Regions from separate parts of the Mus musculus genome. Here regions 1, 2 and 3 are each linked to region 4. Evidence: chromatin loops called from intact Hi-C (ENCODE). Cell type or tissue: left cerebral cortex. All regions are shown on one strand.

Region 1 (8,000 bases), 220 kb before region 4:
CCAAAAATTAAACACCTGCCTGGGAGTGCTGCAGACAGGAAGGGGGGGCATTAGTGAGCTTGGTTGTGGATAGAGGCATGCACCCGCTGGTGCTTTTCATTGGTGCCTATTAATTACACTCAGTGGCAGGTTTCACCGTGTCAATGCCATGCATACATGTAACACATTTTGAGCATATTTAGACTATCTTTCTCAGATACTTCTACTGTTTACCCGAGTTAACTTCAACCATCATGGTCAGAATGCACACTGGCCCTGGAGTCCATTCCCCCACCTCTCCCAGAGGTGCCAATTTAACTTTCAGTGTCTTATTATATTTTATTTTATATTTAATGTTTTGTTGTCATGTATATCTGTGTATGCCTGATGCCCATAAAGGCCAAAAGGAGGTAACAGATCCCTTGGAACTACTTACAGGCAGTTGCTAGTGGCCATGTGGGTGCTGGGAATCAAACTCAGGTCCTCTGCAAGGGCAGCCAGGGCTCTTAACCACTAAGCCACCACTCCCACTCCAGCATCCCATGTCTTGTACTTCACGAGCGCACCCCTGCAGGCTACCCAGGTTTTCTGTGGTGAGACCCAGCAACATGGAAGACTCCAAAACTAGCGTTTGTGTTTCTCAACCTTCCTAATGCTGTGACCCTTTAATACAGCTCCTCATGTTGTGGTGACCTTCACCCCCCCCCACCATAAAATTATTTTTGTTGCTACTTTGTAACTTTAGTTTTGCTTCTGTTAGGAATTGTAATGTAATTCTATGTTTTCTGTGCTTTCCCATGGGGGTTCCATGGCAACCCCCATGAAAGCATCATTTGATGCCCAAAGGGGTCAAGACCTAAAGGTTGAAAACTGCTGTTCTAAAGAGTCCTTTCTAGGATGGGAACTTGCAAAATCTACACACAGCTGGATTGTACTCAGCCCTCCACCTCTTTGAGGAGAGATAATAAACATGGTCCCCTTGAATACATAATAGTTTTTAACAAAGACCTTTAATATTTCCTCCACGCGTCAGCCTGGCTTTACAGACAGGAACTTGTTCCGACTAAACAGTTTCATAAAGCCATCTCCCATTTGCTCGTGCTCACGGGCTCTCATCTTCCTTTGCCACATTTTCCTTTTCAGCATATTTCCTGTGGCTGTTCTGACACTTGACTGATGACTTGCTTATGTAAAACATAGAAATCCCTTCCCTCGAAGAAGATCTGGAGGCTAGAGATCAGAGGTCAGGTGTCAGCAGGGCTGTGCTTCCTCAAAAGGCTCCAAGAAGTATCCCTGCCATGTTTTACAGCTCCTGGTAGCTGCAGCTTGGCTTGTGGCTGCATTCCTCCAGTCTGCAACCATCTTCGCGGGGCCTTCTCTTCATCCTTCCGCTTTTCCATCTTACCCATCTTCCTCCTCTTCTTCTCTCTGATTATATTCATTGAACAAAGTAATTGGTTTCATAAATGACATCTGCATTCAATTCTATCATGTACAATGACCATCTTCAGCCCAGTCAACTGTCCTTGGCCTTGCTCAAAATATTCCCCCTTCTGCTTCTCTCTCTCTCTCTCTCTCTCTCTCTCTCTCTCTCTCTCTCTCTCTCTCTCTCTCTCTGTGTGTGTGTCCCTCTCTCTCTATCCCTCTCTCTCTGTCTCTCTTTAACACACACACACACACACACACACACACACACACACACACACAGAGTGTGTGAATATATAATATTGGCTCAACATATGACACCAACCATACATTATTTTCCTGTGTGTGCATGCATGTTCTTGTGTATGCAGGAGTATGAATGTGAACATGCACATGCATGTGTATATGTGAGATATGTAGGTCAGAGGTCAACCTTAAGTATTCATCAAAATAACCACCTTGTCTTTTGAGACAGGGTTTCTCATTGGTACCAGGGACTCACCAATTGCACTAGACTAGCTAGTCAAAGAACCCTGGAAATTGGCCTGCCTCTGCCTTCCCAGTTTTTGGATTAGAAGTGTGCCTCCACGCCTGGTTTGCTTGCTTGCTTGCTTGCTTGCTCGCTTGCTTGTTTATGTGGGTGCTGGGGATGAAACTTGCATCCTTGAGCATATGCAGTAAGCACTTCACTCACTGTGCCCTATCCTCAGCCACTGGATTGTTCTTGTTGGATTTTTGGACCTATCTGGATATTCTGGATGCTCTCCTCTTGAGATCTGTAATCACATCTCCAAAGACCCTTTTAGCAGACAAGGTCACACTTACAGCTTCTGGGAAATGGATGGCTCCTTTTGGCTGCCACCATTCAACAAACCACTATATCTCTTCACATGTAGCCCCTTTCAAAACAATGTCTCCAAATGCTGCTGAGAATCAGAAACCAGATTCTAGGAGATGAGCCCACCTCCCTGTGGGCCTACATCAGGGCTGCTTCATTTCTTTGCATTCACTTGGCTTCAGATAGGAGTCTTCCCAAACCCTCTCATTGTGCTGCTCATAGTATAAGAGCTAGTGGTGTCCTCTGTATGTCATTTTGCCTACTTATGCCATAAAATTATATTAGATTTGAAAACATCCGCTTCCAGTTTTGGTTTGGGATTTGACAGACGCACTCATTTCTCTTGTAGCCTTTAGTGTGATATCAAGCCAGGCGCACTCTGTTACTGAGGCTGCATGGTGGTCTCTTGTTGGACCACCTGCCCCAGATGTGAAGCACTATGTTCAACCAGCTCCCAGTAGCCCAATGGTGTTCCTCCAGGGCCCACCACTTATTGGCTGAGTCTTTCAAAGGTTCCTTTGTCTCTCAGGTCTTCTGTCCCTCTCACTATAAAACGATGATGAATTAGAAGCGGGCCAGTTAATGCCTACAGACTAAACCTGTACCGTGACTTGTTTTTTATAAATAACATTTTATTAGAACATAGTCCCACACATTCAGGGTTGTGTATAGTTCCTTTCATGATACAAAAGCGGAGGAGCTGTGACTCAGACAGAATGAATCACAAGTGGTTCTTTATAGCAAACGTTAGCTACTCGTCCCTGGGTCTCTTCCAGATGTATCCTGCTGTGATTCTTTCTGTGAATCATGAGTAGGGTGCTGTGGTGAGGGTGAGGTGAAAAGAACGTGTTGTTGGTGTTGAGCTGGGTGGCACAGGCCTGTAGTCCCAGTGCTGGTGAAAACAGGAGGATCTAAGGTTCTAGGCCTGCCTGAGCTACAGAATGAGTTCAAAACCAACCTAGGAAAGTTGGTAAAACCATGACTCAAGTTCCAGGCCAGGGAAGGCTCTCTATCTCAACAGAAGGCAGATGGCTGAGGAGCAACGCTCTGTTTCTCTGGCTTCGACATGCACGTGCACACACATGGGGGCGCGCACACACACACACACACACACACACACACACAAATTAAAATTTAAAGAGCACCATGAATCTTATAGCTGTACTAGCTTGGATAGCTCTTGTCATGTGGTACCCCAAGACATCTGTGCTCTTGGGGTCCATGAAGTCTGTAAGACCAACCCCTGGAGAAGGTCTCACCTGATCTCCTTCACATTTTGTCTCCCTCCAACAGACAAATAAATCATGAGGTCAGGTGACTTGCATGTCTTCTGAAAGCCCAAGACCTGAGGCAGTCCTCTGTGTCCTCAGCCACCTAAGGACACCGTCTATGTCCAGGACAAACTGTCCCCTCAGGAGTTCAAATCACCTGCGAATGAGAGCAGAGCCCCTGAGTGACTGCCAGCCTCAATCTCTTCTGTACTCCTCTCCTATTTGTTAAACAAATCCCGATTTGCCTTTTTAGGCTGCTCTTGAATTTTATGGCAACATGTAATAAACATCTGACTGCTTTTATTTCTATTTAACTTTTATCTTGAATGTCTCTGCTGTTTCAAACCAAATATTTATAGCATCGCACAGCCGCCCGCAATTCCATTCCTCACCAGCACTGTCATTTCTCCTGCTTGACGCCACCAGCCCAGCGGAGGGTTCAAGAATGTGGGAGGCAAGTGGTCTCTTATGCCCCATGAGATTCACAGCATCTGGGGCTGAGTCACTGTCTTCCTCGGGCAGCAAACAGCTTTGCAGGCAACTCTGGTCCTTGGGTTCAGTAAGGACATCTCCAGGAGCCTATGCAGCTTCGTATATTCCACATCGTCATGGCTCAGTACTAGGCTTGGCCCCGCTCTTGGGGAGATTCCCCCAAATCCAAAGGGACACCCTGTCTTGTTTATTATGGAGTTGACTTGGGGTGTTCTATTTTCTCTGTTAACTCTGAGGCTTTAATCCCCACCCTGCCCCACCCCTACCCCTACCCCATACCTCAGGGTTCAGGAGTCCAGCTTTCTGGTCCACCAGGGCTCACTTCCAGTTGTCACACCCACCAGAAAGTGCTGCCAGCACCACTACAGATCATGTGTTTATCAGGGAGCCCTGCTCCCTGCTAGTCTCTGTCCCACTGCCTTCCTACACCATGACAAACGCCTCTGATGAGCAGCTGACAGAAAGAAAGATATTCTTCTGGCATCATTTCATGAAGGTAAGCGCCTGTTGCTCCTGGACTTTTGGTGGATGTCAAAGAAGACTCAAGTCATTGCTGAGAATCGGGAAGAGTTTCATATCCCAATCAGGAACACATCCTAGTGACCTAAAACCTGCAACGCCATCATATCACTGGGTCCCCAGTTCTTGTTGAAGGAGATGTGTTGCTGGGGGAGGGCTTAAGGTTTCAAAGGCTGTTCACCATTTCCAGTGAAGAACTCATTGCTTCCTGTTGGTGACTCAGGATGTAAGCTCTCAGCTGCTGTGCCAGGGCCATGCCTACTGCCGTGATCCCTGGCACGATGCTGATGGATTCCTATCCCTCTGTTACTGTAAGCCCCAAGTAAATCCTTCCTTCTATAAGTTACTTTGGTCACAGTGTTTTATTATCACAGTCAGAAAGTGACTAATATATATTTTTAACATGCCTACACCAGGCTATGCTGGCACATTTTAGCACTCTGGTTATGCATAGGGAATCCCACACAGAGCTTTGGTGAGAATCTTCCACTTGCTTATATCGACTTTCTGATACTCCAAACCCAGTCCAAGACAAGGTATGCATAGCAACTATACCTCTAAGACAGCTTGGGCAGCCCTAAGCTGAAAGTCAAGAAGGACCTCAAGCCGGAAGCTCTTGAATGCCACCATAATGTCACAGGTGGAAAGTCTATCCCACTAAACTTTGCTTCTTACACGAAATAATTTTTAAAATATTGTATTAACTTACCTCCAGTCTCTGTGTAGAAAGGTAGAGATCGCTGTGACAAAACCTCATGACTAAAAGCACCTTAGAGAGGAAATGGCTTATACATCCCTATCTCAATCCATCACTGAGGGAAACCAAGGCAGGAACTCAAGGCAGAAACCTGGGGGTAGAAACTGAGGCAGAGGACATGGAGAAATGCTGCTCACTGACTTCCTTTCTAGGCCCATGGTCAGCTATCTTTCTTATATTACCCCCCCCTGGCCAGGGCCCTTCTACATCAATCATCGACCAAGACAGTGCCTCATGTATTTGCCTATAGGCCACTCTGATAGAGGCTCTTTCTCAAGTGAGGTTCCCTCTGCCTAAATAACATTAGTTTGTGTCACATTGACAAAAATCTAACCAGAATAATATCATTTTAGGAATACACAAATATTCTCAGCCCCCAAGCTGTTCTGAACTATGGAATACTTTTCTGGTCCCATGCCTTTCAGATTTCAGATATGAGACAGCCAGTTCCTCTTCTCATTCTCAAGGTTTGGATGACCTCCTCTAAGCTCCTCTCTCTCTCTCTCTTTGACATCCACGGAGGTCCCCACCTCTAGCATTCCCCAGATAGTCACTATTATATGCTAAACATTAGTGTCTCCTCTGTGTTTATATATATGTGAAATCTGAATGCCAGACACAATGGCTGTAGTGGGTGGATCTTTGGGGAGGTGATGAGGTCATAGGGGTGGAGTTCTCATAGTGGCATTAGTGACTTAGAAAAGGGATCCTGGAGAGCTCCCTGTTCTGGAGGCTCTATGAGGAAAAAAAGCATCCGAGAGTCCAAAAAAACAGCTTCACTCCCTAGATTTGGACCAGACACCCTGATCTTGGTCCATGAGTCTACAGATTTGTAAGAGACTAGCCTGTATTCCTTTGTGACAGCACTCCAGACAGACCAAGACAGCCAACTTCCACCCACACCAGGGTTTTTCAAACACTAGAAGAGAGTCCACTGCTTCAGAGCTTTTCTGGTCTTTTTAGTATACCCACCTACAATTCTTGGAACCCATCAGGATGAAGGGGAAATGGGAGGTAACTCCACATCTAACTGAAAGTCTAAGGGGCTTTCTGTTTCAAACACAGCTTATCAGGAAGCTTGGGTGATGCTATCTGGAAAAGATGTCTCCCTGGTAATAAACCAAGCAGTATGTGTAGCAAAAGGAATTCTCACGCGTTGCTGGTAGGAGATAAATTGGCAGAACTGTTTGAGAAAGTAGCTGAGAGTTATCTACTGACAGTGACCAAATACATATCCTACCTGAAGCACTTCATTTTGGGGTCTGATCCCAATAGAAACAAATACTTGCATTCACCAAAAGGGAAGAATTGTGGATATTACATGACTAAGAGGGAAGACCTTGGAGCAACAGTACCTTGGGATGTTCTCATCAGGAGACACAAGACTTCTAGAATGCTGGAGCCAACTCTCTGTCTCATCTCTCTCTGTCTCTCTGTCTCTTGTCTTTTTCTTTCTCTTCATCTGAGAGTCACAGATATAAAACAACGTAGAATTTCCCTTCCCTGTTTGCAAATTACACTGTGGTAAAAATATTCCAATAACAATTATGAAAAGGGAAGAAGGCTCTGTTTCTCCACTTCAATACTCTGTTTTGGAATGGACACTTAGGATGATTGAGTGTCCATCCGTGAGCCAAGACTGACATACACCACAGCAACAGTGTCCATAGAAACCCCCTCTTCTCTAATGGCCCCAGGAACTGATGTTGCTTGGTTCAATGTGGCTCACTTCTTTTTGCCAGACATGGCTCAGGAGGGGGTCATAAGTTTATTCTCTGTCTCAAGCACACTCCTGCTTAGATAGAATCATGGATCATGTCCAATTTTAGAATCTAGTATCCCAGGTATCAGGATCCCACTCAAAGCATTTGCAGTGGCTAATCCTTGTCTCTCTTCACCTGTCCAACATTTTGAAAGCATGAAACAGAGGAGGCCAACTCCTCTGTCTGTTCTTATTCTGGCCTTAGATCCAATTTAACTTCTTTCCCTCTCTTTAGAAACAAATATTGTCGTTTCTTTTACCTTCTAAACAACAGTGCTTGGCTTAGGGACGAGCCTCTTATCTGTTCAGGTCAGTGTGGTCAAGGTTATACTACTGAGAACAATCTGCTTTTGTCGCAGTCCAGTGTGTTCTGCTGTGACAGAATGCCCGAGGTTGGATAATTTATAAAGAACAGAAATTTATTTCTCATGGTTTTTCGGAATCGAGGAAGTGCAAGATCAAGTAGTATTATGGTTAATCTTCACTGTCAACCTGACTACTGTCAACTCTCAGTCCTAGGAGGCTGGAGAGGTGTGTCTGTAGGCTGTTTGCCTAGAGAAATCACTGATGAGGTATGACCCATTCTGAATGTGGGTAGCACCACCCCATGGGCCAGGACTGCGCTATGGAGTTAAAGGAAGGACAAGAGGAAAGTTGGTGGACCTGAACTATTCCCCAGTGTCTGCTTCCTGGTGACTGTGGGGTGAGTGGCTTTGCTCTGACATGCCTTCCCTGCTTCAGTGAAGTGAACATTCCGAGACTGTAAATAACATAAGCCTTTCCTCCCACAAGCCGTTTGCATCAGGCATTTTGTCAAGGTGATGAGAAATGCCATTAGCACAGGGGCCCTGTATCTAGGGAAGGCTTTCCTGTGGCATCTTCCCATGGCTGAAGGATGAGTGAGCCTGCTCCACCAGCCCACCATATCAGGGGCCTAGTCCACCGATAATGAATGTG
Region 2 (8,000 bases), 520 kb after region 4:
CAGAAGTACATCTCCCAAACTAAAGCCAGAATACAATTGGTGAAAATCTTCAGAGTCAAAGTCTGAACTAAGGGTCAAAAGCATGTGTCAAAATGATATTGGCTCGCATTCCGGTGTTGTTACAGGTCAGCAGTGTGCCCAGGGTGATTTGTTTCAGTCTCTAACTCTTATCTCCTGTATCTGCAAGGAAGGGGTGCACAGCCACTGATCTGTGCCCCCATTTCACCACCGAGCTGCTAGGAGAGTACATTCAATGCTGCATTACAAACTCCAGTAAGAGGCAATTACCCCCTCCATGCCTCTGCTCTCCCCTCCCCTTCTTCCCTGCCCTCCTTTTCTTTCTTCTCCCCTTTCCTACCCCTCCTCCCCTCCCTCCTCCTCTTCAGTCTTCCCCTCTCTTCCCTCTCCCCTTCCTCTCCAGTCTTCCCCTCCCCTCTCTCCCCTCCCCTCCCCTCCCCTCCTCTCCCCTCCTCTCGTCTCCTCTCCTCTCCTCTCTCCTTTTCTCTCCTCTCCTCTCCTCTCCTCTCCTCTCCTCTCCTCTCCTCTCCTCTCTCCTTTTCTCTCCTCTTCTCTCCTCTCTTCTCCTCTCCTCACAATGTCAATTCCTCAGTCACATTTTTTCCACTCCAAAAAGCATGGCTACAGCCCAATGAGCAACCAAGGGGGTGGGGGTTCATATAGAGCAACAAACCCCACCATATAAAAAACGAATACATGAAAATATCTGTTTTAAAAGCACAAGGCAAATTTGATTGCCAGTCTTGTCATAATTATGGAAGAAAGCACAATAAATAGACACGAGGTGGTAACGTGTGCTCTCTTGAAAGGGGAATTCTTGGTGATTTTCTTCTGCTTTTGCATTTTTAAATCGTCCTGAAATGGAGCAAATGTGAGGGTCTAAAAGGTCTTCACTAGTTTGAAATCCCAACAAACTCCAGCTCCCTCCCCCATAGCTAGCCCTGGGACACTGGGTAAGTCACTCAGAGTTGGGTTTCTTACCTGCTGAGTGAAAATCCTATGTTTAGCTCATGGTACCATTTTGATATAATCAATCATATTACAACTATTACAATGTCATAGACAGCCAGTGCACATTAGCTCCTTCCATTAAAGTTTTACCACATCTGTCTTCTACGCTGGGAAAAATACTTTTTCATTATTCTATTTTATATTACACATACGAGTATTTTGCCTGCATCTATGCCTGTGTAGCACACACATGTAATGCCCACAAAAGCTAGAAGAGGGCGTTTGGATCCCCAAAATTACAGGCGACCCTGAAGCTGTGTGTGGGTTCTGAGAATCCAACCCAGGTTCTCTGCAAGAGCAGCCACTGCTCTTCACTTCTGAACCATCTCTCTAGCCATGGAGACAAAGAACATTTTTAAAATCTAACATAAAGCTTTTGACGGCAGAAGGGTTGTGTCATGTATTGAGCCCTTGACTAAGGAAGTTCACGGTCCCAGGTCAGATCCAAGCAGATCAGAGCCACAGTCCACATAGAAAGCAGTCACACCTGAACCAGAGCAAAGAGCTGACCCAAATCACTCCAAGACAGGCCCTTGGTGTAGGCTGCTAGCTTCCCCAAGGTCAGGGCCAGCACACTGGGGGGAGTGCAAGGGCCCCCCCTCCTGGCTGCTGCCCCTGCAGCAGCTGGCTTGCCCATGTGATGGATGGGAATTACAGCAGTTTTCAAGAGACCAACAGAAGGCGGGCTGTGTCCTGATAAGCTGTAACAACAGTTGTAAAGTTCTAAGGAGACCGGAGGGTCCCCACAACCACACACTTCCCGCGGCTGTGGCTGCGTAATTATAGCATTGACAGCTGGGCAGCCCAGGGACATGACTGGAATAGACTAAGCCGTGGGCATATGGTACTGCTGATGGCAGGGCCAGTCTCCCACCCCTGCTGGCCAGGTTCAGCTGCATCTTCAAGGCCTGGCTGTCAGGAGACCATTAAAGGCACTGACACTGTACAGGGGGCGTGGGCCCAAGGGAGGACTAGGATATAGTTTCCAAAGCCTCTGAGGTATCCAGTGCCAGCACACAGTAGGCATTTTGCAATTACCAGTAGAGTCTGACATGGCAGTGACACATTCCTGAACACTTAGTTGTTCAGTCTGCTCGGACTGCTGAGTCTATGAGTTGAAGCCCAGGCTTTTGAGCACACAGAACACTCTCTGGTCACTGTTGGGGTCCGTGAATCACTGAAGAATGATACCCCAGACTCAAATAGTATGTAAAAGCAAAGAATATTTATTTCCTGCATTCAGAGGCCCAATTCCATCAGGAAGGAAGGACCACAACTGAATTCACAGATTCAGTTTTAAAGCCAGTAAGAGGAACCTTAGGGAAGGATAGGTGATCTATATCTTGATTGGTGGGTTCTATCTCTGGGGGTACTGGGTGATGCTATGATTGGTTAGTCTTGCTTCAAGCATCTTTGACTATTTTTGCTTTATTCAAGGGAGGTTAGCTCTTGGCCTAACTCTTGACTATGAGCTTGGCTAACTGTCCAAGCTGGGGAGGGGTAAATAAGCCTGCAGTTGTTCCAGTAACTGACTTGCCCAGTTCCAGGAAGTAGAAACTCATGCCTGGTCTCCTGAACTACTGGTTTGCAGCCTGTCATGGAGTCAGCCTGGCTCAGGCCAATTCACTCCTTTCAGTCATGACCCCTCTGAGTTGGTTCACTGGGTTCTCAGGCCATGGAATCACCTGCAGCCAGGCAGAAGAAACTCATCACCTTTCTACCTCCCTGCCTCCTACAAGACCTCCCCTTGGTTGCAGGCCATGTGTTTGTCCCCTTGTGAAAGAGGAGCCTTGCCTTCCTCACTGGACGTAGCCATTCATTCAACCACTGGCTCAATAAATTGAGTATCTATGATAGGCCAAGTGTTACTTAAAGTACTGGAGAGGAACAACTTCAGGATCTATTCGAGCCTTCAGTTTCCAAAAGTTCAGCCCATGATCAGTCCACTTGAGAGAGGAGTAAGGAGAGGGACAGAGGGAGAGAAAGAGACAGGGAGACAAAGAGATAGAATATGCTAGAAGGAGCCCTTCAAAGACATGCCCCTGAGTGGCCCACAGTTCATAGTGGTCCATACAGAGTCCATGCCCTGAACACATAAGTCTTCAGAGGGACACTGAGCCATCATGTGTCCCTCTGAAGACTTATGCTAGATACTGACCTAGACAGACCCAGCATCGGAGGACTCCAACTGGAACAAGAGAAAGGGGCTACTAAATGAGAAACTTCAGAACCAGACCCTGGATTTAAACGACTCTAAAGTGCTAAAATATGTGTGTGGTAAGGAGACCCAGGTGAGTCTTAAGAAATTAAGGAAGGCCTGGGGTGATGGCTCAGTGGGTAAGAACACTGACTACTCTGCTCTTCAAGAGGACCCAGGTTCAATTCCCAGCACCCACATGGTGGTTTGCAACCATCTGTAATCTCTAGTTCCAGAGGATCTGACTTTCTCTTCTGGCCTCCTCAGGCACTAGGCACACACATGGTGCAGACAAAAGAATCATATACATAATATAAAAGTAAGTATTAAAGAAATTTCCAGAAAGAAAATAAGGTACTGAGCTAATGAGAATTAGGTGGAGTATAGCTCTGTCATAATGTGTACTCAGCAAGTGACAGACTCAGCATGCATGCATGTGCACACACATATATGTATGCACACACAGGACTCACTGAGCATCATCAGCGTGGAGGGTGAACTGGTGGAAAAGGACAACTCTCAGAGGGACAAGCCTTGCTGAGTCACAAAGGACTCTTCATCTTAGGGGCACAGAAAGTCACTGAAGTGTAAAGCTCCCAGATGACATGGGCAAGCCCGAGTTTTAGAAGGACCATTCTGGTTTCCTTCGGAGAGAAGAGACTGGTACAAAGGAGGACCAGTTCGGCTCAGGGGTCATCTTACCAGAGACCAGGAGCCCTGGCTATTATCTATTTGTTAACTAAGCTAACAGGGAGGGAGGGAGGGAGGAGAAGAGGCAAGGCCAAAGCTTTAGGTCCTCCCATCCCCAACTATTTAACGTGCACGGGGTTGATTCTGAAGTTTTGGAAGGAGACCCACTTCCTCACATACCCCCAAAGCATTTTCACTACCCACCTAAATAGCACACCCACCTGCAGAAAGGGATATATGTGGCTCCAAGCCTCCCATCCAGAAGTTGGTCACTTTGGTGGCAGGGAAGGGAACATGGACTTCTAGCCACAGTATAAACCCCAATAGGCCAGAGGGCCAGAGATGCCAATCTGTGGGTTCTGTCCGTGTTCTCTTCTAAGGGTCCAGGGGCCTGCAGCTCAAGTGCCATATGTATACAGTTCAACACCAGCTCTGCTATTGACATGATGTCAATGGAGAGGGATGCATCAGGCTGCTCCACCACCGTGCGGATCATGTGTCCCACATTGATTAAGCTTCCTGGTCCTCCTCAGCAGCTGCTCTACTCCCACCACTCAGCCTGGTGAGCTGTTCTCCATCATGGGCTGCTAATTAAGGATTGTCGGGGTGGGGAGCTTCACAGGCAAGTCCTGAATCCTTGTCCCAGATCTCAAAAACAAATTCCCAGGACTTTGCCTCTAAAAACAAAGGAGAGGAATGTTTTCAGGGATGGGTTTCTGTCTTTTGGCTTGCAAAATGACAATATGCCCCTTGTAGGAAATGTTGAGAACAGTACATTCGTTTAAGCATGTAAACGCAAAAATGTGAACTTTGTGATCCTAACTTGTAATTGTGCTTAAATTATTCCATGTATGCTTCTGTGAGCCTGTATATGCCTCTGTGTGTGTGTGTGTGTGTGTGTGTGTGTGTGTGCGTGCGTGCGTGCGTGCGTGCGTGCGTGCGTGCGTGCGTGTGCGCGCGCGCACGCGCACGCTGTGTTGTTAAATTACAGTGTTCGTTTTATCATTCACCCTTTGTCTTTAGGAATCTATTGCTGTGATAAAACACCAGGACCGAAAGAAACTAAGGGAGAAAAGGGTTTATTTAGGCTTCAAAGTTCCCCATCACAGTCCATCATTGAAGGGAACCATGGCAGGAAATCAGAGCAGGAACCAGGATGCAGGAGCTGATGCAGAGGCCATGAAGCAATGCTACTTACTGGCTCGTGGCTTGCTCAATCTGCCTTCTTATGGCACCCAGGACCACCTGCTCAGGTGTCTGCAGTGAGCGGGTCCCTCTTGATACCAATCGCTAAAATATACTACAGGCTTGCCCACAGGCCAATGGGCAGGAGAATTATCCCAGCCTTCTTCTAAACGGATTGTAGCTTCTGTCACATTGACATAGAACTAGCCAGAACATCCTGGGACTGTTACGATAACTCTTATAATTAATACTGCAGTGAACATCCTGAGGATAAATACCTAAAGAGGAGTTCAGAAGATTTCTGATTTAGTATAGGAATGAGAATAGATTATAGAAAGGAACAGGTTATTAATACTTTGTTTTGCATTATGAATTTGCTTTATTGAAATATTGAACTTTAGAAATGTATAGATTTAAAGCAGGGAATATAGCTGCTCAGTGGTAGAGCTCCTGCCTAGAATCCCTCAGTGAGGGGCTGGGGGCGTGGCTCAGTGGTAGAGCCCCTGCCTAGAATCCCCCAGTGAGGGGCTGGAGGGTGTGGCTCAGTGGTAGAGCCCCTGCCTAGAATCCCCCAGTGAGGGGCTGGGGGTGTGGCTCAGTGGTAGAGCCCCTACCTAGAATCCCCCAGTGAGGGGCTGGAGGGTGTGGCTCAGTGGTAGAGCACTTTCCTAGCATCCATTAGATCCTAGTTTTAATACCCAGTACCACAAATACAAAGAAGTGTATTCATTTATTATCCCAGCAACAGAAAAGACTCTTTACAAGTATTCCAGATAACTTTGTCATGTAAATGAAATACCATCACCTGGACAGGTATGGTGGGACAACCTGCAATTCAAGCTCACTGGGGTGAGGAGTGGTGAGGCAGGAGAGTCAAAAAGTTTCAAGAATGACAGGGTTACATAGTTAAGACAGATTTGGGGGACACTCACTTAATCCTCCTTCTTACCCTGGTATCAAGAGTTGACACTTATTTAGATTGTTCTAATTTCTGGATCTGTGCAAATTCTTCCTGTCAGTTATAATTTGATGTCTTTTAAAGTTGAGTTCCTTTGTGTCATTAGCCACTGTGACCTTCTGCTCATGTATTTTAGATTTTTGTTGTTGTTGTTGTTGTTGTTGTATATTTACCCATTTGTTACTGATTTGTAAGCACTTGATACATGATAAGAATGCAAAAGAAGTTTTGATTGCAAAGTTACCTCTGGCTCCCTTGGTAGTGTAATGTGGCTTTGCCTATGATCTCCTTGCATGGTGAGTTGTCTTGTTCTAGGTGGTCAGGTCTTAGTCCTCTGGCCCGTGCCTCATGCTTTCACTGTCTGCTCTTGGGAAGTACTTATGTACAAAGTTCTCAGAGAAAATATTCATGTGGGCTTTTAACTTTACATTACATTTATTTCATTGTATTATACACAGAGGGACACAGGTATCATGGCATGCGTGAAGAGGTCAGAGGACAGGAGTCAGGTCTCTCCTTCTACCGTGCTCTAGGAATTGGATGAAGGCCCTTAGCTTCTCAGCTAGCACCTTCACCTACTGAGCCACCTCGATGGCCCAAATACTCATGCATTTTCTCAAACTCTTTCTGTGATTTCAAATAAACGTTCTACCAATCTGAAAATCTGTTACTGGGTATTGTACTAAGGTGAAAAAAAAAATTCTTTACAGTCAAGAGAGTGAACCAATTTAATGAACCGGATTATTCCCTTAGTTTTAAGACTTACTTTTTATTATTTTAATGTGTGTGTGTGTGTGTGTGTGTGTGTGTGTGTGTGTGTAAAAGAGAGAGAGACAGAGAGACAGACAGAGGGAGAGGGAGAGAGACAGAGGGATAGGGAGAGGGAGAGAGACAGACAGAGGGAGAGGGAGAGAGACAGACAGAGGGAGAGGGAGAGAGACAAACAGGGAGAGGGAGAGAGACAGACAGAGGGAGAGGGAGAGGGAGAGGGAGAGGGAGAGGGAGAGGGAGAGGGAGAGGGAGAGGGAGAGGGAGAGGGAGAGGGAGAGGGAGAGGGAGAGGGAGAGGGAGAGGGAGAGGGAGAGGGAGAGGGAGAGGGAGAGGGAGAGGGGATGTGGGTATGTGCATGTGAGTGCAGCTGCCTGTAGAAGCCAGCAGAGGGCGACAGAGACCCTGGAGTTAGTCCTTTACACAGTTGTGAGCTGCTCTATGTGGGAGCTGGGCAGGGAGCTGAAGTCTTCTATGAGCACAGTGTATGCTCTTCACTCCTGGGTCCTCACTCCAGTCCAAGACTTGCCTACAGATCGAATGCCACAGGCTCTTTAATGGAATACATATTTATGTGTGACTGCTTCAGCTCCCCTTGGGATGTTTCCATGGTTCATGGGTCTATTTCACCGAGAAACCAAACTATTCAAACAAATGCAAAGCTCTACCGACATCACCACATACTGTTCACCCAGAACCTCCACCTCTTCCTAATCCTTCTAGAATGCTCTTGGCAATTCTGAAACATCAAATGGACTTCAGAATAAATTTATAACTCATGAGGCCTCCAAAGACCCATGGATAGTCTCACTTAAATATATATTATTAGTATACATTAAGATTTTTCAGTAGTATCTTAGGGTTACTACTACTATGACGAAAACCATGACCAAAAGCAATTTGGGGAGGAAAGGTTTATTTGGCTTACATGTCACAGTCTATTGAGGGAATTCAAGGCAGGAACTCAAACAGGGAAAGAAAGTGGAAGCAGGCACTGATGTAGAGGTGGTGGAAGAGTGCTGCTTACTGGCTTGCTCCTCACGACTTGTTCAGCACTATTTTTTTTTATCACCCAGAACCCCACCCACAATGAGCTAGGTCCACCCACATCTATCACTAATTAAGAAAACGCACCATGGGCTTGCCAAACGCCTGAGATTATTACAGAGGCAG
Region 3 (8,000 bases), 790 kb after region 4:
TCAGGTCTTTCCCAGAAACCATTTTCACTTCCTCACTTCCAGTGCCTTCCAGAATATTCCCCTTGTCTTAGCAGGCAGGAAATGCTGAGGCTTTGTTGATCTCAGTCTGCTCCATTGACCTGAGCATCACCACCTTTGTATGTAACTTATTTCGATTCTGTAGCAACCAGACGCCCCATACACCTGCCAGCATTCCCATTGTGAAAGGCAAGCCAGAGAGAGGCTGAGATGAGGAAGTCCTCACCCATGCCAAGCTGCTCAGTTACTCCCTACCCTGGCCCCCGGTTTTCCCTCATCTTGCCCTGTCCCTCCAGCTGTTCTGAACTCGCCCTACTCCTTCCTCTTCCCTCCGATGTGACTTTGGATCATAAAATGAAACGACTCAGTGTTTATGCTTCTAGCTACATTTATGTTTAAGAGTAAGATGTTGAGTTTAGTTTTAATGATGGAGGAAAAAAAAAAAAGCCTTTCAGAGGCTAGCTCACTGAAACTCATTATGTACTATAAAGGCCACTATTTAAAGATTCCGTAATTCTACTGATAATCTTTTTAAGGCAGATTTATAGCAGAAAATAGTTAGATTCTTTGACTTTAGTTATAATTTTCCATTCTGTAATTTAATACTCCCTTAGTTTATATTTGCGCATTAAAAGACGGGATCTAAAAGTCCATCATTAAATACTTTTAATAAGTGCAATAAATAAGTTTTACAGTGCGCATAAATCTAAAAACAAAACCTAACATAAATTGTTAATCTTACACTTTTTCTCATTAATTGCAATACATAAACATATGTTTTATACAAAGATATTTGCTCCAAAATAAGTATAATAAATACCACATGTATTAACCTTAATAGTTACAAGCTGTTAATCTTATATATTAGGTAATAATTTGTAATAAATAATTGTTTATTATCTTGATGTTTGCTTGTCTTGGGTTTTAGCAATATGCAATAAAGAAATGCAATTTTGAATAATTTGATTGTAGGACTACTGGGAAAATACTGTATGTTATAATTAGCTGAGAGATGGTTCTGCTCCTGAGAACCAGGAAAAAGGGGGGTTCAATAATCTAAACATATGTTATTGAGTCCATAAATAATTTTTAAAGTTGAGTTTAGTTTCAAAGAAGAGAAAAACACTAAAACTTAAATACAAATGGATAAGCGAAGCCGTTTTCCCTGAGCTTGAGCCTCCGTCTTGGTGTATGCAAAAGAGATAAGAAAACCGGAAGCCCCACAGGAAGTGCCCGGCCGAAGCTGAGACAGGGGTATAGCCACGACTCTAGGGAAGAGTGGACTACCTGTCCTCATCCACACCCGCAGGAACAACTTCGGGTGTGTGCACAAACGCAGCACCCTCCAGAGCGCCCTCAGCTCCTTGAGCGCCCTGGCAGAGAGGGGTTGGAAGGAAGGGGCTGGCTGGGAGGGGCAGGCAGGAGAGGCTGGCTGGGAGGAGGGCCTGGCACCATTCCTAAGCTTAATAGAAACCACTAGTCTTATGAGTAAAGGTAATAATTTGTCATAAATAATTGTTCATTACCTGAGCATTTGTTTGTCTTGAAGTTTAGCATTGTGCAATAAAGCTGTGCAATTTTGAGTAATTCGATTATAAGACTGACTGGGAAATATGGTGGATTATAATGAGCCGAGGGAGGGTCCCGGGGGCTGGAAACACTGATCAGCCAAACCACCGTCCTGGGCAAGTACTAGTGTCGCTACAGCTATGCAGGGGTCTGCGGACCCGTTTCTCTTGTTTCTGCCATTGAAGTGCTCACTGGACAAAGATCTGTTCTGGATGGATTCAGTCTCCTCGTTCCAGGAGTCCCAAGACAGGAAATTCAGGGCACTGGGCCTACATCAGAGCCTTTCCTGATGCTCCGTGCACAGCACACCTGCTGGCCCGATGGCCCCAAAGGCTCACCTGTAGGTGTCCTCGTGGGAGGGGCACTACCTCCAAGATGCCCGATGCATCTCACATCAGCTCCCACCCATGTCAAGTCACACCCTTGCAGACCCACGGAACTGAAGGAGGCAGCCTCAGACAGGAACAATGCTGAGGGCGAGCAAGAGCCTGTGTGCGTGGGTCACAGGCGAGCAAGCACAGGAATACAAAGACTCACCTCAGGTCTGAGAAAGGGAGGAGGGAAAGAAGAAGGGACCTGTAAGAAATTAAAGAGGAAAGGGGGTAGGGTTAGAGGGGCAGGGAGAAGGAAAGAGAAGAGGAAAAAAGAAAGAGGAGATGGCATGGAAATGTGGGCCTGTAGAGTAGGAAAAGGATAGAACAGAATAGTGAACCTATGGTGGTCTGCTGCAGATCTTCGACAACTTATAGCTGTCATCCCCCCAGCGCATGCGCAGCCAGAATGCCTTGTGGAGCAACACAGGTACTGGCTCCCCGCCGTGCGTTCCATAGCTGCTTCTGTGTTTTCACATCTCACCTTTCCACACTCTGGTGTTAAGGAACATGAGGCTGGCTCCTCTTTGCAGAGACCTTGAAAGCTGGAGTCAGGGGCGTGGCCTCAGCAGGAACAGACGAGTCGCTCTCGGAGAACTTCTTGCCTAGATCTGGACCTCAGACAGAGCTGGTTCCAGGTTCTCAGCACCAAGTTCTGTGAACCTGGGGCCCAAAGCCCCTGAAAATAAGACACCTCCTTATCTGCCTTCCATGGGAGAGCAATCCTGTCTCTCTGCCTGGGGCACTATTCGGGGACAGGCTGGAAGAGTAGACTTACCCACCTTGTTTCCCACTCTTCCACACAAAAAGCACACATGGACACTAAGCCCAGAGCTGCCCTTTTCCTAGAACCTCAGAGGGAGGGGCCCCTCCCACCCCATCCAGATCTTGGAGAGCTCTCTAAGGCTCCAAAGGGTCCCCAGAGCCCTGCCCCAGCAGCAGCTCATCCGAAGAAGCAATTAGGGGGATTGTCAAGAGATAAAGGCTAGCCCAGACTTCAGGTGGGACTCAGCCTGCAGCTTGGACTACCGTGCCACCCCCAAAAGATGACATGTAAAGCTCCTTCTCCTTGCAAATTCAAAGGGAGGCGAAGAGTGTGGGAAAGTCTGCTGGCCAGAGGCAAGTATTGCAAGGCCCTATGAGGACCTCTGGGGATATAAGGAGCCATCTCCACTCTCTGGGCGGCGCTGGGGCAACTGCGGGAATCATGCAGCCAGATGAAGCTCATAAATTTCCCCTATGAACAATTGTTTTCATTTCCCTCCCATGCCACTAGATATTATAAGTGGAAAGCAAAACACAAGTAAATATGTTCATTCCACTCTGTGATCGGTGATAAACGAGAGGCTGCGCCGGCTGACAAAGGTCATCAAAGCCGCCAGCCCGGAGTCTGCGAGCGGACACTGCCACCCTCCGGCCATGTGAGAAACTGCATCCGCTGCCGCCACCCGGACTCCACAGCCCTCCCCAGGCTGTAGGCACCTGCTGTGAGCTCCTTCCGCAGAGGTTGAGGGCTGCCATCCTGCATCACACAGGACATCCAACACATGACACATGCAAATGACAGAAAAACTATAAAGCAAGGCAAAAAAAAAAACCCTCAAATTTAAAACTAGCCACCATCCCTAATCACCTCTCTCATGAAGACAACTTACTAACATTTCAGTCTGTTTGGCTTCAGTTTTGATGAGGTAAATGGGCATAGGAAAAGAGCAAGGCTTTTTGTCTGAAGACCTGATGTTTGACCTAGTGTTCAAATTAAAGTAAATTCTGTAAACAGCTGGAAAATACCTTTTTAAGGGCTGCATAATATTTTCAATTTTAATTTCACTAGTATTACTATTGCTAGTGGCAATGCACTGTGCGTGTGTGTATGTGTGTGTGTGTGTGTGTGTGTGTGTGTGTGTGTGTGTGTGTGTGTGTGTGTGTGTGTGTGAGTGTGTGTGTGTGTGTGTGTGTGTGTGTGTGTGTGTACGATGGGAAGAGGATGTAGGTATGGAGGTCAGAGGATAATCTGTGGGAGTCAGTTTTCTCCTTCCACACTGTGGTTCCCAGGGATCAAACTCAGGTTGTCAGGTTTGGCCGGCAAGCATCCTACCAGGATAAGCCACGGGGCTGGTGGGGTGTTTTAAGTTGTAGGTGTACCAAGTTCATTCCCCCTCTTCAATTGTTTACGTCCCTGCAGCTGATACGGAGGCTAAAACCTTTTATTCAGAAACCCTTCTTCATATGACTTAAAAACTTAAAGGCAGAATTACTGAATGAAATGAAATGTGTATTGCTGGCATGCTAATGCCCTCCCATCCATCCTTTCAACTTTAATATCAACCCCAGGCAAAAATCCAGTTCAAGCTTTCTTGACATTTTGCCACATTTATACCAAGGTCCATCAGAAAAAAAAAAAAAACTGAGGAATCTCCAAGAAACATCTTTTTTGTCAAAAACAGGGGCAAGTGATTAAGACCTATTCAGTCAGATATTAAAAGACAGGAAGCTACGGAACTGAGAAATCTGAAGCCCACCCAGAAGCAGCTGGAGCCAGGTGCTGACAGTCAAACTCGGGGGTGTGTCCTCACTGTGGGAAAACGATGGCTGACAGGTAAAGATGTGAGCACAGCCTGACTAGATCAGAAAACAAAACCGGCATCTTCCTCCAGGATTCTCCTGCCTAAAACCCTGTAGGGATGAAAGATTGGGGTTCTGAAGTGGCACATGGAGGCTACGAATCAGATATGAAAGGGAAGTCCTTTCTGTAGGCAATTCCAAAGGCAAAGACTGGGGCAGAAATAGTGGTATCTGGATATAGGGGGCCCACCTATAGCTGAGTGTGGTGATGCACTTATGTATAAAACTCTCAAAGAATAAGCAAGAAAACATCACTTTGAAAAAGATAGCTAGATTTGAATTGTAAAAGTGAAAAGGCCCTTCTGTCAAAAAAAAATATATAATTTCCGAGATTGAAAGGCAAACCAAAACCAAGGAGAAAAAAAGTATTTTTGACACACGTAATGGAAAGTTGAATGCCCCTAATGTACTCAGCTTCCTTACAAGTGAATAAGAGATATTTCAATAGAAAAAAAATGGATTGAGGACATGAATAGCAATTCACAAAAGAATAAATACAAATGATAAATATGCATAAAAGATGTTCAACCTTATTAGTAATCAAACATATGCAAATTAAAACAGCAGGGAAAGTGCGTGTCTGTCCCCGTGTTGGTAAAGACAAAAAAAAGGTGGTAGAGAGAGGTAGGAAAGCGAGGTGTCACCGCCCTGGTACGAGGTGAACTAGGCAACCTTGAAGAAGGATACTTTGTGATAAACACGTGTAACCCCAGGACTTGAGAGGCTGAGGCAGGAGGATGGGGAGTCTCAGGTTAGCCTGGGCTACATAGTGAAATCTATCCTGTCTTTAAAAAGAAAAAAAAAAAAAACTCGGGATTCAGATATTTTGTTTCCAAAGGAACCAATCAGTGATATACATGGGGATTGGCTACACTGTGTTCTTTCCTCCCAGAAGCGAGCCAGGGTCCAACAACAGAAGGGAACTTGTATTCCATATATATTCGTGGGATAGGGAAATAGAAAGTGTGACATTGGGTATAAACAATAGTGTAGAAATGTTGCGAACTTCTAAGATTTTTTTTTCATAACTGTTTTATAGCACGGAAAAAAAAACCCAAGTACAGAAGCTAGAGAAATAGCCCAGCAGATAAGCTCAGTGGCTACAGGGGACTTGGATTCAGTTCCCAGCACCCACATGGTAGGTCACAGCTTATAACGAAGTTTCAGGTGATCGGATGCCCCCTTCTGGTTCCTACAAGCACTGCAGACTTGTGGTGCACTTATATACATACAGCCAAACACTCCTACACTCAAAATAAAAATAAATTATTTTGTTTTGGGAGCCAGCCTAGTCTACATAGTGAATTCCAGACCAGCCAAGGCTACATAGTGAGGGAAGAAAAACCTTTTTAAAGCAAGGCAGAAACAATGAAATAATGCTTCATACAACAGTGAAAGTTGCTAGGTTATCCATCCCAAACCAATTACCGGTGAGATTTCAAGTCCTTTGTTTTCCAGTGGCCTTTTATTTTATTTTGTTTTTACCCTTCCACATTTAGCAATGTCCTACATCTACCACTTGAGGATTAGGAAGTCAGTGGTTTGGGGTTTCCTCGAACCATCATACTGACCACATGACCACATGACCACTGCACCATGTGATCATCTTCTTTCATCTGTTTGGGCATCAGATGGTCTTGGAACACATCCCAGAGCCAGGCATGTTCTAAAAGCCTGGTGATCCCCTGTTGAGGAAGTTGGAATGAGTTAGTTAAGCAGCTCGGTGGGATGGTGTTCTGATCCCTTCTGTGGGAGCAGACACTAGGGGCAGGAGAAGAGAGCTAGCCCTAGGAGGGAGTTCAGAGATGGCTGCTCTGCAGAGATGAAGGTAAGAAGACCTGAGCTGCTGGGCGGGATGGTGTACACCCTGTAAGCCCAGCACTCCAAACGCTGAGGCAGGGGGCTGTGAGTTTTACACTAGTCTGAGCTATGTAATGAGCCATTCTACTAAAAAATTTAAAAAGTGATGTGGGCTGGCAAGATGACTCAACACAAGCCTGATATCCTGAGTCAGACGCTTAGAAACCATGGTGAAAAAAAGAGAAATTACTCCAAATGTTTTTGTCTGACTTCCATACACACAGTCACACATGTACCACCACCATCATCATCATCTAAGCAATTTTTTTCAAAATATTTTTACTAATTCCTTAAGAATTTCTTTGAGAATACAATGGATTTTGATCATATTAACCCCCCCCCCCAGCTCCTAGGTCCATCTTGACCCACCCCACCCCCACCCCCACATCCACCCCCAACTTCCTATCCTTTTTGTTCTGCTTTATTTTTTATTTAACTAAAGGCATTTCATGAATGTCTTCAGGGCACAGATTGCTCAGGTGTGTTTGGAGGGTTTGTTTTTCCATGAAGTCAAGGTGAGCACTTCATATTTACACAAGAAAGAAATCTCTGCTGTCCCTACTAACCCAGGCTAAAGGGACTCGGTCCCCACCTCTCCTGGCTTCCTACTGCCCTGGTTCTGTGCACCATGTCCCCTATTTCTGAAGAAGGCCCATCATCTTCCTGAGGCATCTACCCCTTCATAGAACCACTGAGGTCCTGGGGGCTAAGAAAATTGTGCCAAGGACCCTGAATGCAGAGCTGGAGGTGGCTCCTATGCCTTGAGGGGACTCTGGCACTAGGGACCATCTCCAGGCAAATATGTCAAAGGAAACTGTGACTCCTGTCATCCACACCCAAACCAAAAGCCAGTGAGCTCCAGAAGGTGACATAAAACACGGGCGTCTAACCAGCATCCTGATACCAGTCTGTGTAACAGAAAAGGCACAAAGACTCTAGGACAACTGGGTGCAGGGTTGGGGGCCCCAGTGTGGTCTTTCCATTCATTAACAGAAAACCTATCCATCCCAAGGTTTATGGTAAATGAATGGCATCCCCACCAAGCCAAAAGCCTTCTTCTCAGCAAAGGAAATAATGACCAGGGTGAAGGGAAAACCTGCAGGGGACAGGGTGGGGGTGGCTCTCTTCACAGATCCCATGCGGGATTGATATGTAGAATATGTAAAGAACTCAAGAATAAAACACCAAAATTTCAAATGATCAACTTAATGAATGAGGAGCTGGAGAGATGGCTTAGACTTTAAGAGTACTGGCTGCTCTTCCAGAGGACTTGACTTTGTTCCCAGCACCCAACACAGTGGCTCATAACTGCCTGTAACTCTAATTTCAGAACTAACGCCCTCTCTGGCCTTCATGAACACTGCACACATGGGGTGCACATAAATTCCCCTGGGCACACACTAATACATATAAAATAAATTTAAGAAAACATAATCTCAAACCAATCACGGGCAAATGAACAGAACACAGTTCTCAAAAGAGGCATTAAGAATTCATGAACAGGGCTGGAGAGATGGCTCAATGGATAAGAGCACTGACTGCTCTTCTAGAGGTCCT
Region 4 (8,000 bases):
GGTCTGATGGCAATCACCAGCAGCAGCAGCCTGCATAGCACCATCACTAGCCTGTATCCCACCAGCACGTGGAACATTACCTCGGTGACCCTTCTTCGCTCAGCCCTCCCCTCTTTTATCAAAAGAGAAGTGAGAAGAAAGAAGATTAAAGAAAAGGACTCCTAAGCAACCTTCCCCTTCAGGCAGCGTCTGAGCCTCTGCACGTCTGAGTGTTATTCATATCAAAATACATCACGTCCATATGTGGTCCTCTCTCGGCAAGCCGCCCCAAATCCCTGAAGTTGCACTGACAGGGCCCTCCTGACGTCACGGAGCTTGGCCTCACTATTGCAAGTGATTTATTGATGTTTATTGGGAATGAATAGATCAAAGGCACAGGCATGACGGGCGATCAATCAGTCATCAAATCAAGGGTGGCAACCGGCCAGAAACCCTTCTTCCAGCCAACGTGCCCCCAACCGACATTATTGCAAAATAATGTTATGTGTGTGGGTTTTGTTTTGTTTTCAATGAATCTCTTTTCCAGAAGGAAAAAAAAAAAAAAATCAGCTCAGTCCTAACAGGAGTTGACGTTCCTGGCAGAAAAAGAGAGGGAGGGGGGAGTACTCAGATATGTCCCAGAACTAAGTGCTAGAAAAGGGTAGGGAGCAGCAGCGGAAAGAGAGGGAGGGGGTAAGAAGACATTCAGGAATGGAGGAAATGTCAGCATCCAACACTGACCTGACAGTCATCTGACAATACCCAGACCCAGTGCGCTCTGGTTTCCACCGCTGTACCGGGTTTGGGCCCAATAAATGAAGAATCAATCGAATTAGCAGTAAGGTGGCCAGAGGGATCCGCTAGCTCACTCTTGCTCGCTCTGGTCCCGGTAGTCACCGGGTACTGCCCGGGACAACGCGGAAGATGTCCCAGAGAACTCAGGTGACCCCGCCCGCCCCCCACCAAAAGGCACGGGTTGGAGAGCGCCTTCCCCGCTGCAGCCGGATCGGCAGAGGCGGGGACCTAAGCCGGCTCGGTGGTCCCCAGGAGGGTGTGCGAGCCGGTCGAGCGAAGAACATAGCGGGGCAACTGGGGGGCGCGCGCACCCGGGCAGGAGAGCCCCGAGCCAGCCGGGCTCCCGGAGTTACTCAGCGCCCGCAGAGACAGACAGAAAATGAGAGAGAGGCGAGGAGTGCGGCGAGCAACGCGGGGGCCGGCGGCCCAGAGGCGCGGCGCGAGCAGAGGAAGAGGAGGAGGACCGGAGGAGGAAGGGGAAGCCGCTCGTACCTGCTGCGCGCCGGGGCGCCTGCTGCTTCCTCCTCGGCATGATGCTTCTCCCGCGACTGCCACCGCCGCCGCCGCCGCCGCCGCCGCTGCCGGGCTGAGCCGAGGGAGGGAGGGGCGGCGGGGGGGGGGCGAGGCGGGCCTGCTCGCAGCCTCCCCCCCGGAGAGCGGCCGCCCGCAGGATGCTGCTGCGCCCCGGCTCTCCGCGTCCCCCCCTCGCTGCGCTCCGCCGCGATCCCCGAACGTGCGGAGGGAAGGAGGGCGGGCAAGGGAGGCGCGGGGAAGGAGGAGCGCGAGGGGGAGGAGGAGGCAGAGGAGGAGGAGGAGGAGGAGGAGGACCGCGCTGCCGGCGGAATGGGAAGTTTGACAAATCGCTCCAGAGGCCCGAGGAGGAGGGGGCGGGGAGGAGCGGTCGCCCTGCCCCCCCCCCGCCCCGTCCCCAGACGAGGTGCGCGGGGTTCGGGGCTGGGGGGCGGGGAGTGAAGGAGGAGAAGGCGGGCAGAGAGATGAGAGGAGGAGCCCAGGAGCGACCCCGGTCGGTCCTGCCCCGCTTCCCGCCCCCAGGCAGGGAGGTCAAGGCATGGGGGGGGGGGGGGTGGAGGGGGGGCGCAGCCGCCGCCGCCGCGGCCCGGGGCTCAGCGGTCCAGTCTTCTGCCCACGGCGCGGCTGGAGCGGCGGCGTCGGCAACAGGCAAGCTTAAAGGAAAAGGAGATGATCGTGTCACTCGCCTGCCCGCGGAGGCGCCCCCAGCCTGGGTCCTGGCCCGGACGCCTGCCCAGGGCCCCCCGCCCAAGTCCAGACACCCGGAGCTGGCCCTCCGTCTCCGCCCCGAGCGCTCTCGCAAAGGCGCGGGGTCCGCCCTGCGGAGCGCGTCCCGGGGCGCCCACAGCCCCCGCCCATCCCTCTTCCCCACCCGGTCTCAACCCCGGGCTGCTCCCGGCTGCCCCTCCCGGCCCACACTCCTCTCCACCCGCCGCGTGCAGCCCCAGAGCGCTCCCCTAGTTGGGATGGTACCCCTATCAAAGATGCCAGGGCCCCGGGGGTGCCCTGGAGAGAAGATGTGCGGGCTGACATGGGTGTGGGCTCTGGGTCTTCCCTCCTGGGACCTACAGTGGCTACCTCCTTCCGTTCCCCCACCCCACCCCCGCCACAAACTTTCCCAGGCTTGTTTCGGGGGTAAGCATGGGAGGGGGCACCTCCAAGTTTCCTTTACTGACTTTGGGACGATCACCGTCTCAGCACCCCGCGTCTCGCCCCCTTGGGCTACTGGCCGCGCCCCCCACCCACTGCGTCGGAGGTTGCCAAGGCGGGAACGGGGGAGGGAGAAGAAACTCGGGTTCCCCTGCCCATCCCCCGCCGGGGTGCGCCCTGGACAGGGTACTGCCCCAGCCGCTCCCAGCTTAGGGGCAGTTCTGGACGAAGGGGATTGATTATTGATTGAGTGATTGGGGTCGCAGAGGCTCCGGGCAGACTCGGCCGATGTGCCCCGGGAAGGAGGCGGCTGGAAGGCTGCGGTGGCGACAGGGCGACGTGGGCTCACTTACTCTGGTGGTGAGGGCGCGGGTGGGCTGGAATTCACGCGGGCGACCCTCGAGCGGTGGCGGCTGAGCGCCAGCCAGAGCTTGAGAGGCGCGGGCGGCGGCGCATCGATGCGCTGCGGGCTCGATTGCGTCTCCCTGGGCCAGCTCTTAGGCCGGGAATGGGGCGGCCGCGGCGCAGCGGGCTCTGGGCGGCGGTGGCTGGGGTGGCCTCTGGGCCCCCAGCTCCCGGGAGCAGCACTATATCTGGGTGCTCCGGCTGGGACCCTGAAACCCACGTGAGCCCCGAGGCCCACAGTCTACCCGAGGGCCGGCACCCTGCGCCCCAGGACTAGCTGCCTGAGCGCACTGGGAGCTGCAAACCCTGGCCTTCCTTTCTTGCTTCTTTTTTTCTTCTTCTTCCTCTTATTTTAAACTTATTCTTCTCTTCCCTCTTATTCAGCCCTGTCTCTTTTTCATGCTTTCTTTGTGGTTGGTTTTTCAAGTTTGTTTTAAAAGTTCACAGCGTGCTTTCTTTTTCTTATAGACCAGGAGACCAAGATCTCACCCTACCGGTAAGATCAAAAGTCTCCGCTCGCCCCCGGCCGGCCGGCTTGGGCTGGGTCCAGACGCCTCCCTGAATGCAGATGTGTGGCTGCTGTCCTCCGGGGCTATAAAGCCGGCTCCAGCGCCTAGGCGCTCGAGAGTTGAGTTAACCCGGTGTGGATCCCGGGCGGAGTCGAGAGCCAGAAGCCGGCTGCGGCTGAGCTCCCGAGCTGCCTGTGTGTGTGTCGCGTACCCGTGGGTGGGTGCGCCTGGGGTGTCTGATGCCTGCGGCCTCAGAGGCCGAAGCAGCGTCTCCTCCAGGCCGTGGAGACGCGGGCCTCGGCGCGTAAAGCTTCTTGCGAGCGAGGGATCGGTGAGTCGTCTGGCCCCGCCGTTGGCCTTACGGTTCAGGTGGCCGCGGCGCCCCTCTGACCTGAAGGAGGGTCGTTGTCCCTGGAGGTCAGACCCAGAAGGTCTGGCTTACATTCAAAGCGGGGAGAGCCCATCTAGGCACGCCGGCGGCGGCGACGTGTTCATAGCGCTGGGTACCACGCACCGGGAGTTCGCCCAAAGGATGCTTCCCTCTCCCTTTGCTTTCTTTTGGTGCTCTCTCAACCTTCGTTCTCTCGCTGCCCACCCCCACCCCTCATACCCTCGTGCCGTGACCCAAGCGGCTCCCCTGTCGCCCGTCCTCACCCCTGCTTGCCAGTGCCTAGCCCTCCCTGCTCAGGCGCCGCGCACTGTGTGATCCGCCCTAACATCTGTCCGTCCAACCATTGGCGCATCCATCAGTGTCAATGGACTGCACATTGCAGCGACAGCCTGTCACGCACAACACGGGCTGTGCGGAGTGCACGCTGCGACCACACTGCCTTGCCCGATGGGGCACTCAAACAGACTCGGCCGTCTTGGCACCGCCTGGATTCCCATTTCTGCTGAGTTCTTTTAGCTACATGCACCCATTCACCTTTGGGGGATCCCAACATGTGCATAGTTTTTCAGGTCGTTCTACGGATGGAACATTGAAACAGCGAAAGTAGGCAAGGTCAGCCTACTCCTTATATTTCCCTAGGATTTATCTTCCCTTCTGCTGTAAGGTTGGGTGTAACTAAAAGAGAAGGGTTCCCCAAATTCTCACCCAACTCAAAGTAGACCCTGAAGCTACCTGAATGCTACCTGAATGCAGGACCTTAACTTCCTTAACCTGGCGAGGTACTAGGTTGTGGGGTTTGCCCCTCTGCATCTAACAAGATTTCAACAATAAAAACTTTGTATAGCCGGGCTGACCGCTGTTTCCAGGGCCTGACATGGAGAAATGCCAACTGATGGACTCTCCGTGAAAATGAAGGGCTCTGTATAGGAAGAAATGGCGTCTGGTAGTAGTAACTCTGAAGTTCACATGTCATTACAGGGGGGAAAAAAAGGGCAGAGCCATATGTTTGAGAAATCAGAGCTTGCAGATAATTCCTGGCTGCCGAGGCTGCATTTTCGAGTTCTTCCTATTGTACTTCTTTGGTTTCTGCTCCTTCTGGATCTACTCAGATGGTAAACACACAAGCACAGGTGTCCCCATGAGTCTGTCCCTCCCAGAGGCCTTTCGATTCTTTAAGAACCTCAGGGGAAGGGTGTGTGTGGGGTCCTACTTCTCTGACATCTGAATGAAGTCTGCCTGGCATTTGACCTGACTTTATTATTGTAAATATTTTCTGTCGACTATCCCGACGGCAAGCAACCCTTTCTGCAGTTCATATCGCTGTTAGGGGATCCCGATGGGAAAAGAGCCGCGTTCAGGCAAGCGCTAAGGGTTGCTAGGTTCTGGGAAAGGCCAGAGAAGTGTTGCATAGGCACGCTCAGGACAGTAACCTGTGCTGTAAGACGTCGCGGCTCCTTGCACCGCCTCATCCAGCGGTCCAGCTGTTTTCTCACTCTACTAGAGGGCGGAAAAGCCTGAGCATGGTAGAGGATATAGAATTCTGTGAAAGATCTACTATGTAGAAATCGTTCCCTCTACTCTTCACAGAGACGCGGTTATCTTTTTAAAAAGCAACAATGGGTTTTCAGTGTCTGTGCAAGTACCTAGGAACTTCTGGTCCACTTTGAATTATGCTGGGTAGTAAATGTCTTAAGTTAAATACGTCTACCTTTGGGAGGTGCCGCGTTTCTGAGAATAATTTCTTAAACCCCTAAAAATAGACAGAGGAAGGAAGGAGATGAATAAAGAGAAACATCCAAACACTCAGTGCCAGCCCATGGGGGAAACTGAGAGTTGGCATCTCGGTCAGGAGACTCACCTTGAAACTGGGTGGTCAGATTATGACCCCTTCAACGTTCCCAAGAGCCAAAGAGGCAATCTTGACCACCCCTGAGACTGCATCTAAGACTCAGAGGTCCTCTACCTCCTGCTGAATCTCCAGAAGACTCCCAGAGAGAGTTGTCTAGGTCAGGGGTGAAACACCCTACCAAGCTTTTCCAATTTTGAGCCCTGGGTTTCCATTCCTGGGACCGTTTATCATAAGTTTCATCCACCTTGGCTAGCCTGAGCCCCTTGAGGGTGAGGTATACCAATTAGAGACATGGCTCAAAACAGTGTTCTGAGGTGCAAGGAGTCTAGCCCCCTGCCCCCACTGCCCAGTATACTGTTTACAGTTGTATGATGGGATGTAGTGGCTTGGCTATGCCTGGAGGCAGACAAGTTTGTATTCTAGATGGCCGCTAAATGACAGCCCTTCTGGTCCTAGGAAGGCTGGAGTGTCTCTTAGTTGAGTGCCCACCTAGAAGAAAAAAATCCTGAATGCCATCATTCCAGGACCTGGAGCTAGGGCTGGCTGGTGTCTCTCAGCCTAAAGTCTGACCTCAGACGGGGGTACATGCTGAGTCCGTGGAAGGATCATCTTGAAGGACAAGGACTCTGGGAGACTTTGGTGATAGCATGGGCCTTTGGCAACAACCCAGGGTTGCGCCCTGACAAGAGGCCCCAGGAGTAATTCATCTCCAGCCTGAAATGGTCAGAAGCCTAATGGACCTGCTTTTTTCCCCCTCACTTTTCTGGGTTAGGCAGTGGTGGAAAAATGCCATGAGTCCTAACATTACTACCTCAACCTGGCACTGGGCTTCAGTCCCTGCCAGAGCCTGAGGTTAGGAGGGCCTGAGTCAGGCTTTAGCCTGTTTGCTAAAGGTACTTTCTCACAGCAGGGAAAGTTTGTTTCTCTTTTTCCTGGTAGCTTTGTTTTAAGAAACCAGATGTTTTGTTTGTAAATTCTCCCCAAGAACGTTTACAGTTTGAACTTGAAATAAACCTTTGAAAATCAGGGCGGTGGATTAGGTAGATTAATGCCACTTCTCTCCAGCTTCTGGAGAGCTGTATCAGGGTGCAAGGAGAATGAGACTAAGGGTGGGCGACAGTCGTGTAAGAAAAGGAAGAGAATGGCTTTATGCAAAACCAAGAATTATAAGCACCTCCCAAATCCAACACAGGAAGACACAGCCACATATGCAGGCACACACTTCCATCCCCCTCCTGGTATCGTATCTAGTTTGCTAATTTCTTATGTCTTGGGACTCAGAAGAAAAGACCCAACTTTGACTACATGGCCAGTGCAAGTCTGTGGGTTTTTAGCTGAACTCTGACTTAAAAGCAAAAGGGCTGTAGGGCTTCCCAGGTAGCCTGGCTGCGGGTGATCAGTCCCGGGATTCCGGGATGCAGATGGGGCAGGTTGGAAGCTAGTTCACTAGATTAGCGAGGACTTTGGTTATAAATCCCAGAGGTAGAGCTTTCCATCCCCCAAGAAAGCTGGTGCCTGCTGCTTCCCCTTCCTTTTGCTTCATCCCCACTCCCCATCCTAGATTCCTGGGCAGTTAGCTTAAAGAAAATCTCAACAGAAACTAAACCTAACAGCAGAGGGACAGGAGATGATCTTGGGTGGGGTTGGGTCTAGGCGTAAGCCAGGCAGCTTCGTTATCCACTGTGCCAGTCCCCCATCTCTTCTTCCCTCCCCCAGCCCTATTTTCAAATACCTCCGTTTTCTTCCGAAATGTTTTTTCATTCGTTTACCGAAGTTACGGGAAAACTTTTTGGAGATCGCCGGTTAAATGGAGAAAACTGAAAGTCTTTGTACTTCGGTCTTAACAGGACAGAGCTGCTTTAAGCTCCTTTCAAGAGCAGAGTTTCCAAGGAAAATGCCCTTTGGTCAGACTCCTACCTTCGGACTTGGGTTCTAAGGGAGAATTTTCTCCAAATCCCCCCTACATCATTGCATGCTCTCGCTCCAACTCCACTGAGTGAAATATATTTATAGAAACCATTTGGACATTTAAAAACCAAACAAAACCTATATTCAAGATAGCTGATGCTGGCCACGTAGAGACTCACCCTTGGCCAAGAGTGAGACTCGCCCCTGGCCAGGAATGGCTACTTCTTTGCTGATGGGGATGTGGGAGATGCCCACCTGCTCCCGCGCGGTGGCGGGAGCTCGCGGATGTTAGTGACCCGGTGCTGGTGTGAACTCGGCTCTTTAGTTCTTCCGCTCTTCGAATAAAGGGGGGACAAGGTCCCATCAGTCAAAACACTGCGTCATTGAGGACCAAATAGAGCCCACCTTCCTAACAAGATGACCTCAATAACTGGATAGGGGAGTTCCCAGACCACGATAAATCTCATTCCCCTTTCTCTCTTCC

Evidence for each region. Peaks named below come from ENCODE experiments on the same cell type or tissue, not always from the same donor. Only the 100,000 strongest peaks of a DNase experiment are listed, where the experiment ranks them.
Region 1: it touches region 4 in a loop (2.3-fold over the local background); 2 of 42 quality-filtered maps call a loop at or near these places.
Region 2: a loop joins it to region 4, with 3 times the contacts of the local background. A loop is called at or near these places in 2 of 42 quality-filtered maps.
Region 3: a loop joins it to region 4, with 4 times the contacts of the local background. A loop is called at or near these places in 8 of 42 quality-filtered maps.

The regions. Positions count from the first base shown.
Region 1 is chr7:36,910,397-36,918,396 of GRCm38, reverse strand. Gm36656 (a long non-coding RNA gene) reads right to left here and starts at 4,235. Exons shown (of 3, transcript XR_391270.2): 1 at 3,906-4,235; 2 at 3,502-3,670; 3 at 997-1,407. In left cerebral cortex, a CTCF peak has its summit at 3,860; DNase peaks (open chromatin) are centred at 3,016, 3,930, 4,886 and 6,185; H3K27ac peaks cover 756 bases.
Region 2 is chr7:36,171,936-36,179,935 of GRCm38, reverse strand. All of the region lies in intron 1 of Gm46016 (a long non-coding RNA gene), which reads right to left. Among named protein-coding and RNA genes, the nearest start is that of Gm46016, 4.6 kb to the right of the region's middle. In left cerebral cortex, no CTCF peak of the experiment used is centred here; DNase peaks (open chromatin) are centred at 1,821, 4,446 and 7,928.
Region 3 is chr7:35,897,415-35,905,414 of GRCm38, reverse strand. No RefSeq gene overlaps it. Among named protein-coding and RNA genes, the nearest start is that of Gm36234, 22 kb to the left of the region's middle. In left cerebral cortex, CTCF peaks have their summits at 3,372 (motif pointing left) and 5,766 (motif pointing left); DNase peaks (open chromatin) are centred at 3,116, 3,360 and 6,545; H3K4me3 peaks cover 301 bases.
Region 4 is chr7:36,691,556-36,699,555 of GRCm38, reverse strand. Gm36722 reads left to right here and starts at 1,334. Exons shown (of 3, transcript XM_030243157.1): 1 at 1,334-3,699. The coding sequence starts at 1,446. The coding sequence ends at 2,693. It overlaps Tshz3 (teashirt zinc finger family member 3), which reads right to left and starts at 1,438. Exons shown (of 2, transcript NM_172298.3): 1 at 1,267-1,438. The coding sequence starts at 1,306. In left cerebral cortex, no CTCF peak of the experiment used is centred here; DNase peaks (open chromatin) are centred at 3,811, 4,105, 4,567, 7,038 and 9 more places; H3K4me3 peaks cover 6,246 bases; H3K27ac peaks cover 5,863 bases.